Linked DNA regions of Mus musculus: region 2 is linked to region 1. Evidence: chromatin loops called from intact Hi-C (ENCODE). Cell type or tissue: heart. All regions are shown on one strand. Links, peaks and the distances in the headings refer to the core of each region. The heading gives the core; the rest is flanking DNA. Region 1 overlaps Phf2 (PHD finger protein 2). Region 2 has its middle 5.1 kb from the start of Mirlet7d.

What was found. Hi-C counts contacts between places; a loop is a spot of excess contacts. Peaks named below come from ENCODE experiments on the same cell type or tissue, not always from the same donor. Only the 100,000 strongest peaks of a DNase experiment are listed, where the experiment ranks them.
Region 2: it touches region 1 in a loop (2.2-fold over the local background); 15 of 42 quality-filtered maps call a loop at or near these places.

The regions. Positions count from the first base shown.
Region 1 is chr13:48,803,275-48,811,359 of GRCm38, forward strand. Phf2 (PHD finger protein 2) reads right to left here. Exons shown (of 22, transcript NM_011078.3): 18 at 4,331-4,602; 19 at 2,551-2,646; 20 at 1,957-2,066; 21 at 1,061-1,448; 22 at 1-413. The coding sequence ends at 325. Among named protein-coding and RNA genes, the nearest start is that of Phf2, 64 kb to the right of the region's middle. In heart, for the core only: a CTCF peak has its summit at 4,302 (motif pointing left); DNase peaks (open chromatin) are centred at 4,587 and 6,066; H3K27ac peaks cover 902 bases.
Region 2 is chr13:48,526,955-48,535,039 of GRCm38, forward strand. No RefSeq gene overlaps it. Among named protein-coding and RNA genes, the nearest start is that of Mirlet7d, 5.1 kb to the right of the region's middle. In heart, for the core only: no CTCF peak of the experiment used is centred there; a DNase peak (open chromatin) is centred at 3,967.

The sequences.
Region 1 (8,085 bases), core at 2,606-6,605:
TCATGCTCCTAAGCAGAGCCGCTCCAGTGGGGAGCCTGGAGGCTGTTCTGAAACCAGAATGATCCTTAAGTCGGCGGGGCCACTTTCAGGTCACTCTGAGCAACTCGAGAAAGGATGTCCGTGTTCACAACAAGGGACGGCCATGCTCCGCTCGCTCGCTCGCTCCACCTGCTCAAGGGACAGATGCTCGCATTGGGGAGAGGTGGCTGGGAGGAGGCGAGGCCCTCCCTGGGCCAGGCAGCACAGCCACCGTCCTGGGAGGGGTGGATGTAGCGGGGCTCCGGGGGTCCTGAGCAGAGCAGAAGGATCCTGGCTTCCCAAGCCTTAGAGGAGCAGTTTCCCGTTCCGATGGATCTTCAAGATCTTTCCAAGCCTTTGCTTGGCGGTGGCCATGCCCTTTTTTGTACGTTTTCCTACAGAGGTGGGGAGAAATTCTTTTTTAAAAAGACCAAGAGTGACAGCGACAGGAGGAGAGGATCCCACATGACTCCTAAGCCCCGCCCACCTCTGTAAAATCAGCCAGCTAGGCTGAGCCCGGGTTTAGAAATCCCCCATGGACCCAACGTGCTCAGAGGTGTAGGGACCATGGTGGACTTGGTTCAGGATGGCATGGCTAAGAAGTGAAGCCCCACCCCAGCAACAAGGCCATCTCAAGTACCACCTGTGGGTAGCCACGCCGCTGAAACTTGACCAGGCTGGAGTATAGGTCGGCGGGATAAGGGAGGCCACAGGGGTTCCCCAGGGCCTGACTGTGTGACATTCTAACCCACAGAAGGGCTTAATCCACCAGCCTGGCTCAGATCACACCCTGCTTCACTTGTGGCAAATGCCTGAGCCAGAGCCCTGAGCTGAGAATCGGTCCTGTAATCAGTGAGCCCTATTCAGCCTATGTCTTTCACATGACTAAGCAGACCAGCAGCAAGCACTCATAGGAAGGGCAGGGGCCATGCAGATGCACGGACATAACTGTCTCAGACGTCCAGCCCCTGATGACCTGAGACCAGAATCCTCTTTGCAGTGTGCTCTCTAAGGGCAGGGGCAAACGGGGCAAAAGCGGTACCTTTGGCAGCAGTGTTGTTGGGGGATGATGCAGAAGGCCGCCTCTGTGTGAGAAAGACTCCAGGGGCCATGGGCTGGGAGGCACGGCCAGCCTGGGACCCCGAGAATGTGCCGGCTGCTGTATATTCGTGGTCAGCCAGGCTACTGCTGTGTGATTCAGGTGGGGGCTCAGGTGAGCTGCCCTCCTGTGAGGCCTGGCTGCTGGCTGTGCTGGTGGAGGCCGGGGTGGTGGATGCTGGGGTGGTGGAGGCCGGGGTGGTGGATGCTGGGGTGGTGGAGGCCGAGGTGGTACCCGTGGAGGCGGAGGCAGAGGTGGAGATGGAGGGGGAGGCAGTGTTAGGAGCCGGCTTCCTTTTGGTGTTCTTCTTCTTCCTGTTTTTCTGCTCCTCCTAAGAACAAAGTATGGAGGGGTGCGGCCCATCAGCTGCCCCAGGTACATCAGAGTCTGGCACAGACAGCTCTGTCCCAACCCAGATGCAGGCTTTAAGGGGGCTCAGACCTCTACCAGGTAGGAAGCAGGGAGGGGAGGGGAGGGGAGGGGAGGGGAGGAGAGGGGAGGGGAGGGGAGGGGAGGGGAGGGGAGGGGAGGGGAGGGGAGGAGCTGATGAGGTGAAGACAAGTCAGAGCTTCTTTCTGCCTATGGGAATCACTTAAAAGTGCCTGAACTTTTGGGAATGGGAGCAGTCCCCAGAGGCATTTAACGAGGGCATCCTGGGTACCATGTGAGGGAGAGGTGCCTATCTGGGGTAAGGGTCATGGGCTCCCCTACACCTGCTTAGGAACTTGGAGCCACTCTCCTGCCTAGCAGGAGACACAGAGATGGCTGAGGTGTCTAGAGGTCAGCCTAAGCTCACATAGTGGAGACTTCCTCTTGCACGAACCCTTCCTTCTCCTCACCTGCTGGGACAGCTTGGCTGCAGCAGCTGCCAGCCCCGTCTCAATGGAGGCCACTCTGGTCCCCTCACGCACAGGCCTGTCTTGTCTTGGCACCGATGGACCGACCCTGGCTGTGGAAGAGACCAGGAAAAGGCCAATGAATCAGCTCTGTAAGTGGTGACCCAATCATCCCAGACCATCTCTGAGTCTGCGGGTACCATGAGCATCTAACTCTCTGGATGGGAAGTCACACCACATCTGCTCTCCCCAGGATGGTGCCACACTGGAGTATCTGTGCGGCGGTATGGGAGGTCCAGCAAACTGGGCGAGGGAAGCCAGGTAGGCGGGGGAACTTGAAAGGTGGACAGACCTGATCCCATTCACTACCCCTTCCTGTTTTGGGTGCCATTCCTAGATCTTCTTACAGAGGACAGCAGAGAAGAGGGGCCTCACATGACAAAGTTCTAGAGAGAGGGTCTAGGCTCAGGGATCCCAAAACGCCAAGCAGAGCCACAGCCAGGGCCCTGTGGGGAGCCGACCCATCTTCCCAGGAAATGCCTAGAGCCATACCTATGTCCTCAATGGCCACATATCAGGCCCCCAGCCCCGCTCTACCTGTGGGGCTGTACGGAGCATCGTCTGAGCCTTTCCTCTTCTTTGACCGGGACTTGAAGACGGGGTTATCTTCGTCAGACTCCAGTGAGGGGTAAACTGAGGAGATCAGCAATAGGAGATCAGCCCCTGAGTGGTCGAGTGCAGCCGGGCCTGAGGAGGGCCCTGGGTGGGGCTGCGGTGGCCCAGTGACCTTTCCCAGTGGTGGCCCCAGATCTGTCCTTAGGTTCTCAGACCTGCTGTGCAGTTGAAGCTGCCGTAGCAAGAGTGTCCACTTGAGGCAGGACAGTGGCCTCACAGGCTGCCACCCACCCCCACCCCAGGCTAGCTTCAGGAGCCTGTGAGATGCAGTCCTTCTGGAGGCTGCTGCTGCAGCAGCGAGTGAGAGACTGAGGGGACCAGTCTGATTCCACTCTATCTGAAGTCCCAAGACCCTCCCAAGCAGACTGGGAGGAGGTGTCTGCCCAGCAGCCTGCATGGCCACTACGGAGCTTCCCGGGCTCAGGACTCCCCAGCGACTCCTACACTGTGGGTCTTGCTTCCCTTGATTGGCAAGGCCAACTGAGAAACCTCCAAGACTGGTGATTCTGTGGGTAGCAGCAGGACCTGGCACCTTACACCCCCACAGAGTGGAAACAGGATTCCAGCTGTCTATTTAAGCAGAGCACACTCACCAAGGGGCGCAGATCTGTTCAACCTGGGCAGGACACAGCCCCCTCTCAGAATATCTCCTTCACAGTGGACAGCAGTAAACCTCTGGCTATCAGGAAGGCCCTGGACTAAACCGGAGTCAACCCCAAGCACTATGAGCCTAGACTGGCACCTTTGACACAAGTTGGAATGTCTCCTGACATGGGGTGTGAGAAATCAGGTACCTGCGTCAGGCAGGCCCTGCTGGAAGGAGGCATGGTGCCTGTACCCGTTACAGAAGGCCAGAGCCTTGTTGGTTTCTGATCTCACATATGACCGCAGGATCATCCGTGGGGCTTGGTTTTTCCATCTTACAGATAGGATGGGAGCAGTGACACCCCCCCCCCCGCCCCCAAGGCTCTGTCACTGATAAACGTTCAGCTGCATGGACATCTGTCAGGTCAGCCCTTGGAGAGCTAAATCCACCTGTGACCCAGCAGGATCCAGCGGAAGCACAGCCCAGGAACGAGAGCAGGTCCCTAGAGGATCTGTGCATGCGTGTTTACAGCAGCCAACACAAGAGCCCAGGAGCCCAGGAATGACATATGCATGGACTTCCTATACAGAGGAAAGAATATTACTAAGCCTGAGAAAGGAAGGAAATCCTGTCATGTGCCACAGCATGCACGGGCCCTCAAAAAGTCACATTATACGATCCATTTAGATGGTGTGTCCAAAATAGATCCACGGAGACCTGAAGTACGTGACAAGTGGCCAAAGCTAGGGAAGGACAAACTGTGGATGGGGACAAAGTTTCCTTATAAGAAAGATATTCTCAAATGGAGCATGGTGGTAGTTACCCAGGCCACAAAATGACAGGCTTCCAGAGGATACTGTTGTATTTTGTTTTGTTTAAGATAAGGTCTCACTGTATAGCCCTGGAACTCACTACGTGGACCAGGCTGGCCCAGAGCGCAGAATAGAGAATCACCTTGCCTGTGCCTCCAGAGTGCTGGAATTGAAAGTGTGAACCACCACACCCCAGCCCAAGATGGATTTTACAGTCCTGACTGTAGCTCCTGGGCCTCTTTGGCATGTTCCTAGTCAGTGCTGCCCCCTACAGGCAGCAGCCCTGCCCTGCAGCCACACTCACCATAGTCTGAGTCCTTGAAGCAGGCATCCAGGTGATCCTGCTCCTCGTAGTCCTCCAGATCCACACTGTTCTTGGCAGTCCTCTTCAGCAGGCGCTTGCCTGTGCCTTTGTTGCCACCACCAATCTTCCGGGCACCATGGGCTGCCAGTGAGCCACCCTTGGCCTGCCCCGTGCCCCATGTGGTCTGCAGGCAAGAGTCAGAGGCCTGCAGATTGGCCATGGAGAGCATTCCCTGAATGGCTTCCTGTGTGCTGGGGGAGGCAGGGGGCTGGCTGGGGACAGAGAGAAACAACAAGCATTCAGCCATGGCCCTTGGCTCACAGCCAGGACACTTGGACCACAGACTAGAGCCCACAGCCCACAGTTTGCAGTCCAAGGTGCTGTAACTGCAGCCCAAAGCCCTTGGCTGTATACTCGCTGGCCCAGGCAGCCAGCGGCTAACAGAATGATATGGGCTGGAAACTTAACAGTGGAGAAGGTCTGGCAGGCCCCTCTGTACACCCAGTCACACTCCAGGGAGGGAATGAGGCCTTGGGTGGAATAAGGACACACACCAGAAGGCAGATGGGATAAAATCTTGCACCACAATGCAACAGTTCTCACATCTTTTGAGTTGGCCTGAGGTCCAGCTGCCAGCTCTCTATGCTCTTCCATAGCCTGACCTCAGTCCTGGCAAGGAACATTCCTTCTCCGCAGTCCTACACTGAGAACGAGGAGTCCCCACATCTCTCCCATGACACACTCTTCCAAGGTGATGCACGTCCAAGTATGAATCCAGACCCTCATCTACACCTTCCATCGACACCCACACGCTCACCAAGCCCACACCTATACCTGTGCCCTGGTCTCACCTCTACCTGCACACACACACACACACACACTCACCTACATCTGTACTCACTCTCATCTGTATTTACACCCCCACATCTACATGTGCATACACCTCCATCTACACATGCACCTACACCCTCATCTACACCTACAACCCATCCACGCCTACACCCCTATCTATACCTATACCCCCATTTATACCTACACCACATCTATACCTACACCTATACCCTCACCTACACCTATACCCTTATGCCTACACCTTCATCTACAGCTGTGCCTGCACCCACAGCTCTGTGTACACCTGCACATACCCTCATGTACACTTGTACTCAGCCCTGCACCCTCACCATGTACACCTGTACACACACACACACACACACACACACACACACACACACACACACACAATCTCTATCTGTATCTACACATCTCTTGGTTAGGCACAGCCATGCCTCAGCTTAGCCAGGTTTCCCTCTCTGGGTCCCTCCATGAAGGACTGACCACAGGGCTCCATCTGTAATCCTCTGCCAAGTCCTGTCCTGGCTGCCATGCCCTTTCTGCACTTTCCTAGCAATGCCCCTGTCTACTGCCCCACGCCCTCATCTCCCCCAGGGTACACTGGTGCCCTGCCTTCCAGAAAGAGCATCCCAAACTGGGATTAGGGAGCAGTGCTCATCATCATTCCACAGGCCTGAGGCCTGGATGCTGTTAGACTGTAAAGAACCCAGGGGTTGGGTCTTGAGCAGCTTCCTGGTGGTCTCCACAGTCTCCACCAGGCTCTCAGACAGGATCCGGCTCTGACTTCTCGGGGCCCTGTGCTGGCCCAGCCCACTCACCTCCTCCAGCCTAGGCTTCCCAGCTGTCTGGGCAAGAACCACCTGGACAGCTTTAAAAACACCCACACCTAGGCCCTGTCAGGAGAGTCTGAGTTGGGGAGTGGCACAGGATCCCAATGGCTGCACAACGCCCAGGTAGAGAGCCGACCATGAAGACCTGACCCTGTGGGAGCTCCCTCTGGGGATTTTTCTGGTACTCACTCTAACTCAGATGAGCCCCGCCTAGAAAAGAAAACACTACTAGTACCAGAGACACCTGCTACATGAGCCACTTAGGTGGTCATGGTCTAGAGGCACACTGTCTCCTCCCTGTACTCCATGGTACCTCTTCTCCTGAGACCCCTTTACTTTCCAGCGTTTCCCTTGTTCTATCCTGGATACCTGCAAACTACAACCAAATACCTGGAGCACTTCTAGGAAGACCTTTGCAGGAGAAAGCGTCAGAGCCTCTGAAAAGAAGCTGTGTTAGGAGATAATCTCATGGCAAGCTCAGGACCAGAATCACGGTGATGAACAGCAGTGGCAGCACATGGCATTGCAGCCAGAGATCTCCCTCCAGCACAGTATCCTCGCCAGCACAGTACCCACTCCAGCACAGTATCCTCCACTAACATAGTATCACCTTCCAGCAGTATCCTTTCCAGCACAGTACCCCCTCCAGCACAGTACCCTTTCCCGCACAGTACCCCTCCAGCATAGTACCCCCTCCAGCATAGTACCCCCTCCAGCACAGTATCCTCCACTAACATAGTATCACCTTCCAGCAGTATCCTTTCCAGCACAGTACTCCCTTCAGCACAGTACCCCCTCCAGCACAGTACCCTTTCCCGCACAGTACCCCTCCAGCATAGTACCCCCTCCAGCACAGTACTCCCTCTAGCACAGTAGCCCCTCTAGTACAGTATCCCTCTCCAGCACAGTACCCCCTCCAGCACAGTATCCTCCCTCCCCCATGTCTCCTTCCTTGCTCAAGATGGCCCATATGTGAGACAGTGCTGCTGGGCGACCTCCTTATGTACAGGCTGAAGGAGACCCTGGTAGAAGCTCTAACAGGGACCTAGGAAAGCTACTGATCAGAAAATGAGGGTTCTAGAGAAGACGCTGGTGGGGTGGGGCAGAGTCAGAGAGATGGAACAGCCCCACTGAGATTGGATAGGCAAGCTTGGACAAAAGCCATCTCCTAGGCCAATGCTCCATGGACCGAGAGACATTTCCTGAACCCGAGGAGAGGGAAGCCAATGGCTCCACAGCCCCCTCTGAAGGCTGCCTCCCAGGCCAAAGCCATAATGGCAGGCCAAGTCACACATCCCTGAGTTCTGCAGAGAGTTATGTTGGAGCCTCCCTCGTTAGCCTGCCCTGCCCTGTGCACAATACAGGGCTGTGTCTCACAGGACAACAGCTGTCCTGGCACTGTCCAGCTGCGCTAGTCTGGGGACTTCACTGAGCATGGGCAGGAACAAATACCTTCAAGGTGCAATGCTCTATCCTGTCCTCAATCCAGGCCACAGGGACATGCCAAGACATGCACCGCCAGGGTCCTAAACCCTGAGGCTGGACCCCCATGAGAACCCACATGGACATGAACTTCCCACTCACGCCATCTGGGTGACCCCAGACCCAGCTGGCCCGGCTATCTACAAGGTTGCCGGAGAATCAGTGAACAAAGTTTAACTAGTCAGCATGGAAAATAATACTTTAATCCTCCAATTACCATACCTAAATCCCCTCCTTTTCCCATGGCGGTAAACACCAAGCAAAACCAGCCACAGGAAATTAACATATTTTCCTCCGTTTTCCTCAGCTGTTTTTTTCCAAACAGTCAGTACTTAAAACAGTGCAAATGGACCATCAAACACTGACCTGTGCTCCAACCGGGAGACTTTGGAAGAGGAACTGCCTGCGGCGGGCTGCGGGAGCTGGCTGGCCTCTGAGGCACGTGTGTGGACACATGTGGGGTCTGCAAAGCACTCTCCCCAGACTTGGGGCACGGGGCCACAGCAGCTCTGGTTTCTCATTAGCAGACAGCCCCCTCTGGCCTCATGAATAAGGACTCAAATACCCCCATCTGTGTTCTGTCTCCACGCC
Region 2 (8,085 bases), core at 2,228-6,227, 280 kb before region 1:
GAGAGAAGGGGGAGAGAGAGAAGGGGGATGAGAGAGAGAAGGGGGAGAGAGAGAAGGGGGAGAGAAAGAAGGGGAAGAGAGAGAAGGGGGAGAGGGAGAGAGAAGGGGGAGAGAGAGAGAAGGGGGAGAGAGAGAAGGGGGAAAGAAAGAGAAAAGGGGAAAGAGAGAGTGAAGGGGGAGAGGGAAGGGGGGAGAGAAGGGGAGAGAGAAAGGGGAAAGAGAAGAGGGAAAAAGAAGGGGGAAAAGGGGGGAAGGGGTAAGGGGAAAAGAGGAGGAAAGGGAGAAAAGAGGAGGAAAGGGAGAAAAAGAGGGGGAAAGGGCGAAAGGGGGGAAACAGGGGGAAAGGGGGGAAAAGGAAAGGGGGAAAGGGAAAAGGGGGAAGGGGGAGGGGGAAGGGGAAAGGAAAGGGAAAGGGGAGGGGAGAGGAGGGGAAGGGAAGGGAGAGGAGGGGAAGGGAGAAGAGGGGAGGGGAAGGGGAGGGGAGGGGAGGGGAGGGGAGGGGAGGGGAGGGGAGGGGAGGGAAGGGAAGTGGGGAGTAAGAGAGGGAGGGAGATAGGCACAGTGTAAGCAAAACAACTAATTAGTGTTTGCCAGAGATAGGAAGGGGAACGCTGAGAGTCACAGGGAATTTCTGAAAGTGATGGAAATGGTATGATTGTGGTGGTGGTTTCATAACTGTGTACATTTGGCAAAATTAATCAAACTGTACACTTACAAAATTTGTTGTATGCAGATTATATCTAAATAAAGCTGATTTTTTAAATTAAAAAAATTATTGATGCACCTATCCTTGGGCCCAACAAATCCATTTATGAAACTATTTTATGAGATGGAGAAAAAGATCAGTGGGTAAGAGCACTTGCTGCACAAATATGGGGACCTGAGTTCAAATCCACAGCATCTGGGTAAAATATCTGGATAGGGCTACACTTGCAGAGTATACCCTAGCAGAGACTGGGGGGCTTGCTGGCTAGCAACATAGTTCCGATTTCACTGAGAAACCAAGTTTTAAAGAAATAAGATGATCTGGACAGATGGCTCAGCAGTTGAGAGCACTGACTGCTCTTCCAAAGGTCCTGAGTTCAAATTCCAGCAACCACATGGTAGCTCACAACTATCTGTAATGAGATCTGATGCCCTCTTCTGGTGTGTGTCTGAAGACAGCTACAGTGTACTTAGATATAGTAATAAATAAATCTTTTTTAAAAAAAGAAAAGTAAGACAAAGAGTGATAGAATGGGACACTGAGCTTCTGTGGCCTCCATGAGCGAATTCACAGGCACATATACACACGTGTATGAGCGCGCACGCGCGCGCACGCACACATACACACACACACTACTATTGTACAAATAGATCTCCCCATGTAAAGACGACATTCCCTGGCTTCTCACAGCTCTGCTTGTGAGTCTTCACTAACAGGAAGCTCAGCAGTTAGGGATGGGCTGCAAGAGAGACTTGTCACATGGTGGTATTTATTAGCAAAAACAAAGAAATATTTTAGGTGATGAGCATGGGCTAGGTGAGGGTGTTTGTGGCCTCCCTGGAATGGGGTTCCCTGAGGGCATGCATATCTTTTGTCCTCTTAGCTAACGCCTCCTCATTCCTACAGCCTTCTCACTTGCAAGCTTCACAGCACTGCAGATACTTTTGTTCCTGAGGATTTGCACAAGAAGGAAGTTTCCCAGCGGGCTGAGGACCAGGCAGTTGCAGTGGCTCATGGATGCTATTTAACTAAATAACCACCAGATGGCAGCATGGCTCTGTTCTCTGAAAGTCCAATCTGCGACTACATCTGTCCAATGAGGAAGCCATTAGCCACATAAAGGGCCATTGAGCACTTGAAATGGGACTATTTCTAATTAAGGTTGTTTTCCACATAAAACGCACATGGTATTTTGAAAACCGAGTATTAAAAAGGAGCTTAATACGTCTAATTAGTGCTTAGTATTGATTATATGTGGAAATTAATGTTGTATATACGCAGTTAAAATTATTTTCACCTGCTTTCTTTGTACTCTTTACAAAAGTAAAAATGCAATTACCAGGAAATTTAATTTACACATGTGGCTCACATTATTATATTTCTAGTAGACAGTGTTTCACAAGACCTTTCATAAACCCTCACAGCAGTATCAGCATGGAGCCCAAAAGGCAATATTCCTTGTCTCTTTCAAAATGGCAGACTTGTGAATGTCATAGAACTCCTTCATGACCACAGCAGAGCCAGCCCAAAGGAGGAGGTCACACCAAGGCCCTCGAAAGCAACAGGAAGACTCTGGCTGTCTTGGCTATTCCTTCTTTCTGCTAGGTGCAAGAGGTGGCTCCTATGAGAAGCTGCCAGTGCCAGCTGCCATGGGCCTTCCCCTGTTTCTCTCACTGGTCCTCCAGTGTAATTACAGTGAGGATAGAGAACAGGATGAAGTGTCACACGCCTTTAATCCCAGCACTTGGGAGGCAAATGCAGTCAAATCTCTATGAGTTTGAAGCTAGCCCGGTCTACATAATGAGTTCAAGGACAACCAAAGCTACACCGTGAGACCCTGTCTTTGAAAATAAAAATAAAAAAGAAAGAAAGAAAAAAGTGAAAGAAGGAACCACCCATGAAGAGTAGGCTAGTACTAGAAGTCACATGACAACCTATGCATCTTGTTTCTTACTCTTTCTCTCACTGCCCTCCGCATTGAGATCTTACAGGAGTAAAAAAAAAAAAAAAGTTTCTCCAATTCCATAGGAGATTGGAACCAGTGGCCATATGCTCTATGTCTGATTGGCAAGAGGTTAGTGGTCCAGGGATAGGACATGAAGAACACTGAATGGACTAGCTCAAGGCCAGCTATGATCCAGATGAGCAAGCTCAAGGCTCCCAAAATAGATTTAAGAGCTACTAGGCAATACTGGTCCATGACAGATTGGCCAGATTTAAAGCATTTCAAGACTTCCTCTCCAGGAGAGCATGTGCTAAGTGTTGTTGCCCATTACCCTGACAAACTTTTCAACTTTCTGAGTATTTAACCCTAAAATATGTACATACATACATGTGTGTATGCATGTATAACATTTGTGTGTCTCATTTCTGTAAGACAAGATCTTACTATGTATGTCACCCAGACCAAGCTAGTCTCAAATTTAAAATTCTCCTGCCTCAGCCTCTCAAGAACTGGGATCATAGATGTATATTCATTTAGTTAGGTATTTTACATTAGATTGCACAGAAAAACAATGGACTCAACTCTTGCAGACAGGGGGCACAATGAATATATACATACATATATACTCTTTAGGGCTAAATATGTATGTTCTTGTATCTAATACTTCTATATAACATTGTATCTTAATACTTTGCTAATATGTACTCTTGTATCTTGTACTTCTACTTCAACTGAATTCTGAGCAAAATGGGCTTCTGAAAAAAGCACTCTGAAGTGGAAACTTAAGAGTTCTTTGGAAAGTCAGGTGGATGATGTTTTCCTGATGCAAGCACATGAAGGAACATGTCATTAATGTAGACACAGGTGTGACAGGCTAAGGCAGACTCCTGAAGGAAGTTTCCCTGAAGCAGACAAAGGAGAGAGGATATTCTGCTAAAGCAAGCACATGAAAGGGAAGAATTCTTTGCTAACTACACCCATGCATTGGTCCACCTTACATTGCATAGTTGAGCTGCATTTGTCAGGACTTCATTGAGAGAAACACACCAAAAAACTTCTGGTGGTGTGTTGCAGTTTCTTGCCACTTTCTGAAAGTGGGCTAATTGGCAGAGTGATGTCAGCTGAGACAACACAGGTGCTGAGGCAAAACCTGTGGAGGACACTCGATGTTTGGAGAGAGGATAAATAGGACTCCATGCAGCAGAGGCTGTGCTTGGCTTGCTTACAGAGCTAGCTGTGCAATGCTTGTGAGCCTAGTGTCTTCACTGATCATCACTTCCCTAAGAGAGGCACAGCCCAGAACTTCTCCTGGCTTCTCGCCATTGACTTGAGCCAAGGCTGAGGCCTAGCTGTCTCTGCTAGGTAGTGCCACAGCTGCTGAGTGTTTGCTATCCTGACTCTACCAAACTGGACTGCTGGTGTATCCATGAAGTGTTTGTGAGTGAACTGAGATGCTGCTGCTGCTACTAACCTGTAAACTAAACTGCCGATTTCCAGACAACACAGACAGAAGGTGCCCCAAAGAACCTTTCTAAACAGGTCCGCTTCCCTGCCCCCTCCTGTATCCTTTCTTTTCCACTACCTGGGGGGTGGGGGAGAGGGCTAAAAGGGAGGTTAAAGCATTTAAGAACCATCATTAAAAATAAGATTTTTGGGGCTAGAGAGATGGCTCAGTGGTTAAGAGCACTGACTGCTCTTCCAGAGGTCCTGAGTTCAATTCCCAGCAACCACATGGTGGCTCACAACCATCTGTAATGGGATCTGATGCCCTCTTCTGATGTGTGTCTGAAGACAGCTACAGTGTACCCATATAAATAAAAATAGAATTTGAAAACATTAAAGTTTCAGCACACTCCTTCCTAGAAGTGCCAGCTCTGAGGGCAACACAAACATGGGGACAACAGGAGTGGTATAAGCCCCATGTGTGATTTTTCAGATGTGTCACTGTGGGTAGGCTTTGAGTTTCAAAAGCTTACAGCATTCCCAGTTAACCGTATCTCATGGTGGTTGCCTCAAAGTGTCAGCTCTCAGCTAGGGCCCCAGCACCATGCCTGCCTGCTGCCATGATGGTCATGGACTCACCCTTTCTAAGTTGGTTCTTCTTGCTTGGTTACAGTGCTTTGTCACAACAGTAGAAAAGTAAATAAGGCCGACTACTTGTGTGTTCTTAATTTTATCACTGAAATTGTTTTACTATAAAGCATCCATGTTTCAATTAATTTTTAAAATATTTTTATTAGGTATTTTCCTCATTTACATTTCCAATGCTATCCCAAAAGTCCCCCATACCCTCCCCCCCCAATTAATTTCTATATATTTTGTAGGTATTGTACTTAGGACACTGAGTTGGGTTTCTTTTTCAGATAATTCAGTTAGCTAGCCTCTACCAAAGCTATCAATTTTTCTATACTGTCTACCCTTTAACATAATATTTGGGGGTGTCTATGTAAAACATCCTTGTCATCTTCCAATAGTAAGAATTTTACTTCCCCCTTTTTCAATTCAAACATTCTTTCTCTTGCTTCATTGTTCTGGCTAGGGTGTACAGCATTTTCAATAAAGGTGGTTAAAAAAGGACTCGTCCTGTTCTTGATCTTCAAAGAGAAAGCTAGCAGCTTGTCTCACTTGGAGCATTAACTAGAACCTTGTTGTATATGTAGTTATATCATTTGGGATCTTAACTATGAATGTTAAATTTTATCAAATACCATTTCTGCATGTACCAAAATAATCATATGGTTAATTTATGTGTTGTGCGGTACTTACTGATTTGGCTTGTTATTCCCTCCTTGAATCCGTGAACTCCTCTTCATGGTGAGAACCCATTTTAATGTGCTTTTGGATTTGGTTTTCTAGTTTTACTTAGTTTCTCATCCATCTTTATAAGCATACTGACCACTGACTTGTGTCTTTATATAGTTTTACTATATTGATAACACTGGCCCTGGATAATGAGTTTGGAAGAATACCTTCTTTTCCTCTTCATATACTTTTGAAAAGCATGAGTTGGTTTTTGTTCTCTTTTAAATGCTTAGTGGATTTCAACAATGAAGCTTTTCTATGGTGGGGGCCTCATTACTGATTCATCCAATTTCAGAAACTGTGTCCACTTCTTTCATCAGCTATGTAGAGGTGTTCACAATTATCTATATTTCTACAATGTCAGATGCAACATCTTTATTTCCCCTAAGTACTGTTGTCTCTCAGTCCTATCTTGCTGGTTTTTGCTTGTTAAAAATGTTATTTCTGCTTTAATCTTTTTTTTTCTTTTACTGACCTGAAGATCAGTTATATTTTCAGTTAAGTGTTAACAATGAGTTATTTTCATGATGTAGATACTGGTCACAATAAACTTTTAGTACTACTTGTTTTAGTATGTGGTTCCCATTTTCGTTTCATGAAATTAAAAAATTTTAATATCCTTGTATATTGGTTACAGTGTAAATTCTTTGATCTCTCCACACCACCCCCACCTTAAAATAGCCTTCAGTTTTTTCTGTTGACTGATGTCTATTTGTTTCTTTAATGAAGTACATTTCGTTGTTCATCTACTTCCCTTAAAAACTGGCCATTTCCTGATGATGCTTACTTTATTCCTTATCAAAGCATGATTCTACAAAGTCCTTGATGTGGGCATGCAAGTCCACATGTAAAAGATTAAGGCTTTTATTCTCATTTTAACAATGTTTTTGTGACATTTTATAAACAAAAAGGTTTTCTGGACATGTAATCACTTCTGCTGTCTTAGCACTAGCTGGTACCTTCAGTAGTTTACAGTAGTCTTGGTTTGATCTGTTAATTTCCCACTAGAAACCATCTTGAAGCTCCTGTTCCAATAAGCAGTTATGGAACCATTCAGAATTAGAATGACTGCAGGAAACCCAATTACTGAGCCTACTCACCTTTACCACTGATGTCCCTTCTCTGGGCCTTACGTGGAGGGGTTAGCTCCCAACTCAAAAGGCCTGTTTTCCCTCCAGACTAGTCCATCTTGTGTTGCTAGGGGTCTACAAGGAGGAACCAAACCAACCCACGGCCACCCACTCTACAATGTTCAGTCTGAGCCCAAAGGCCAGTCACCAACACAGCATGAATTCCAAAACTAATGCAAACATTAGTGCCTAGGCCTGTGGCATACTTACGCCTGAAAAATGACACGGCCAGACAGTGATATACGCCTTAACACAAAACCAACTGGACTTTGGGTTATTCTCTACACACTGTAAAATCTGGGGAGGCCTGTTGAGGACATAGGATGCTAAAATGAACTAAGGTCTGACCTGATTTAGCTCTTCTGAAGGTATTTTGTTGTGACTACTAATTTATGTTCTTATGGGGAGCAGTTTCTGGACACCTTGTTTCAGCTCTCTCCCCCACTTGCTCTTACTCCCATCTACCCTTTTCTTAGTGCACTGGTACTCAAACTTCCTTGCAGGCCTGATTATATTACTTTAAAAAGCACATCAGGAATCAATTTAAGGTGACCCAAATTTCCAAAGCATCAGGAACATCCGATGCTCATGATCATTGAGCTCGATCCTAGTCTGGCTGCCAAATCCCAAGATTGAGAAGTTTTGGGTGTCATCAGCCTCTCCCCACTGCAATGCTGTTGTGCCCATGCTCATAGAACCACCACCCAAGGGACCTATATTCTCTTATTTTTAGCTCAGCCAAAAAGCCTTTTCCTGAGAACCTGATCAGTGTCTTCACTATCCCCTCAGGGTTAACTTTCAGGATTCCCCTAATACACTGAATTTCCTCTGCAAGAAACTTAACTCTTATTGTAGGGTAATGCATTTCTCTCACACACATGACTTAAAATGATGGCCCATGTCTTAAAATTTAAGAATCTGGCAGAAGTAGGCAAGCAGTTTAGAGGCCAGCCTGGCTTCCATAGTGAGTTCCAAGACAGCCAAGGACATGAGACTGTCAGACTTAACAGCAAATGCTAGTTCTCTTTGTTTCCATCAAATTACTGACCAATCTAAACCCCTGTATCACAAGATAGCTATAATCACTAACACCAGTAGTGTATTTGTACAAGTTTCTCCTCCTGAAATACAAAACCTTCACAATTCCACCTCAATGGTCTCATATATGTATACCCTGAACTCCCAATTGTTTTAGTTTTGTCATTTTGATTACAAGGTATCAGGGTAGAGGGAACCTCAATGAGAAAAATTCTATCAGATTGGTCTGCAGGAAAGTGAGATATTAAACTGAGTTGGGAGGGCTTGGCATAGCCAACCTGTTTTAGGAGATACCACCCCTAGGCAACTGGTTCTGGGTTGTAAGGAAGCAGGCTGAGCAAACCATGGTAAGCAAGCCAGCAGTGTTCCACAGCCCCCTTTCGGGTCTTGCTTCTAGGTTCCTGCCCTAATCTTACCCAGTGGAGTAACATCAGCGATTTTAGCTAAAATAAATCCTTCCCTCC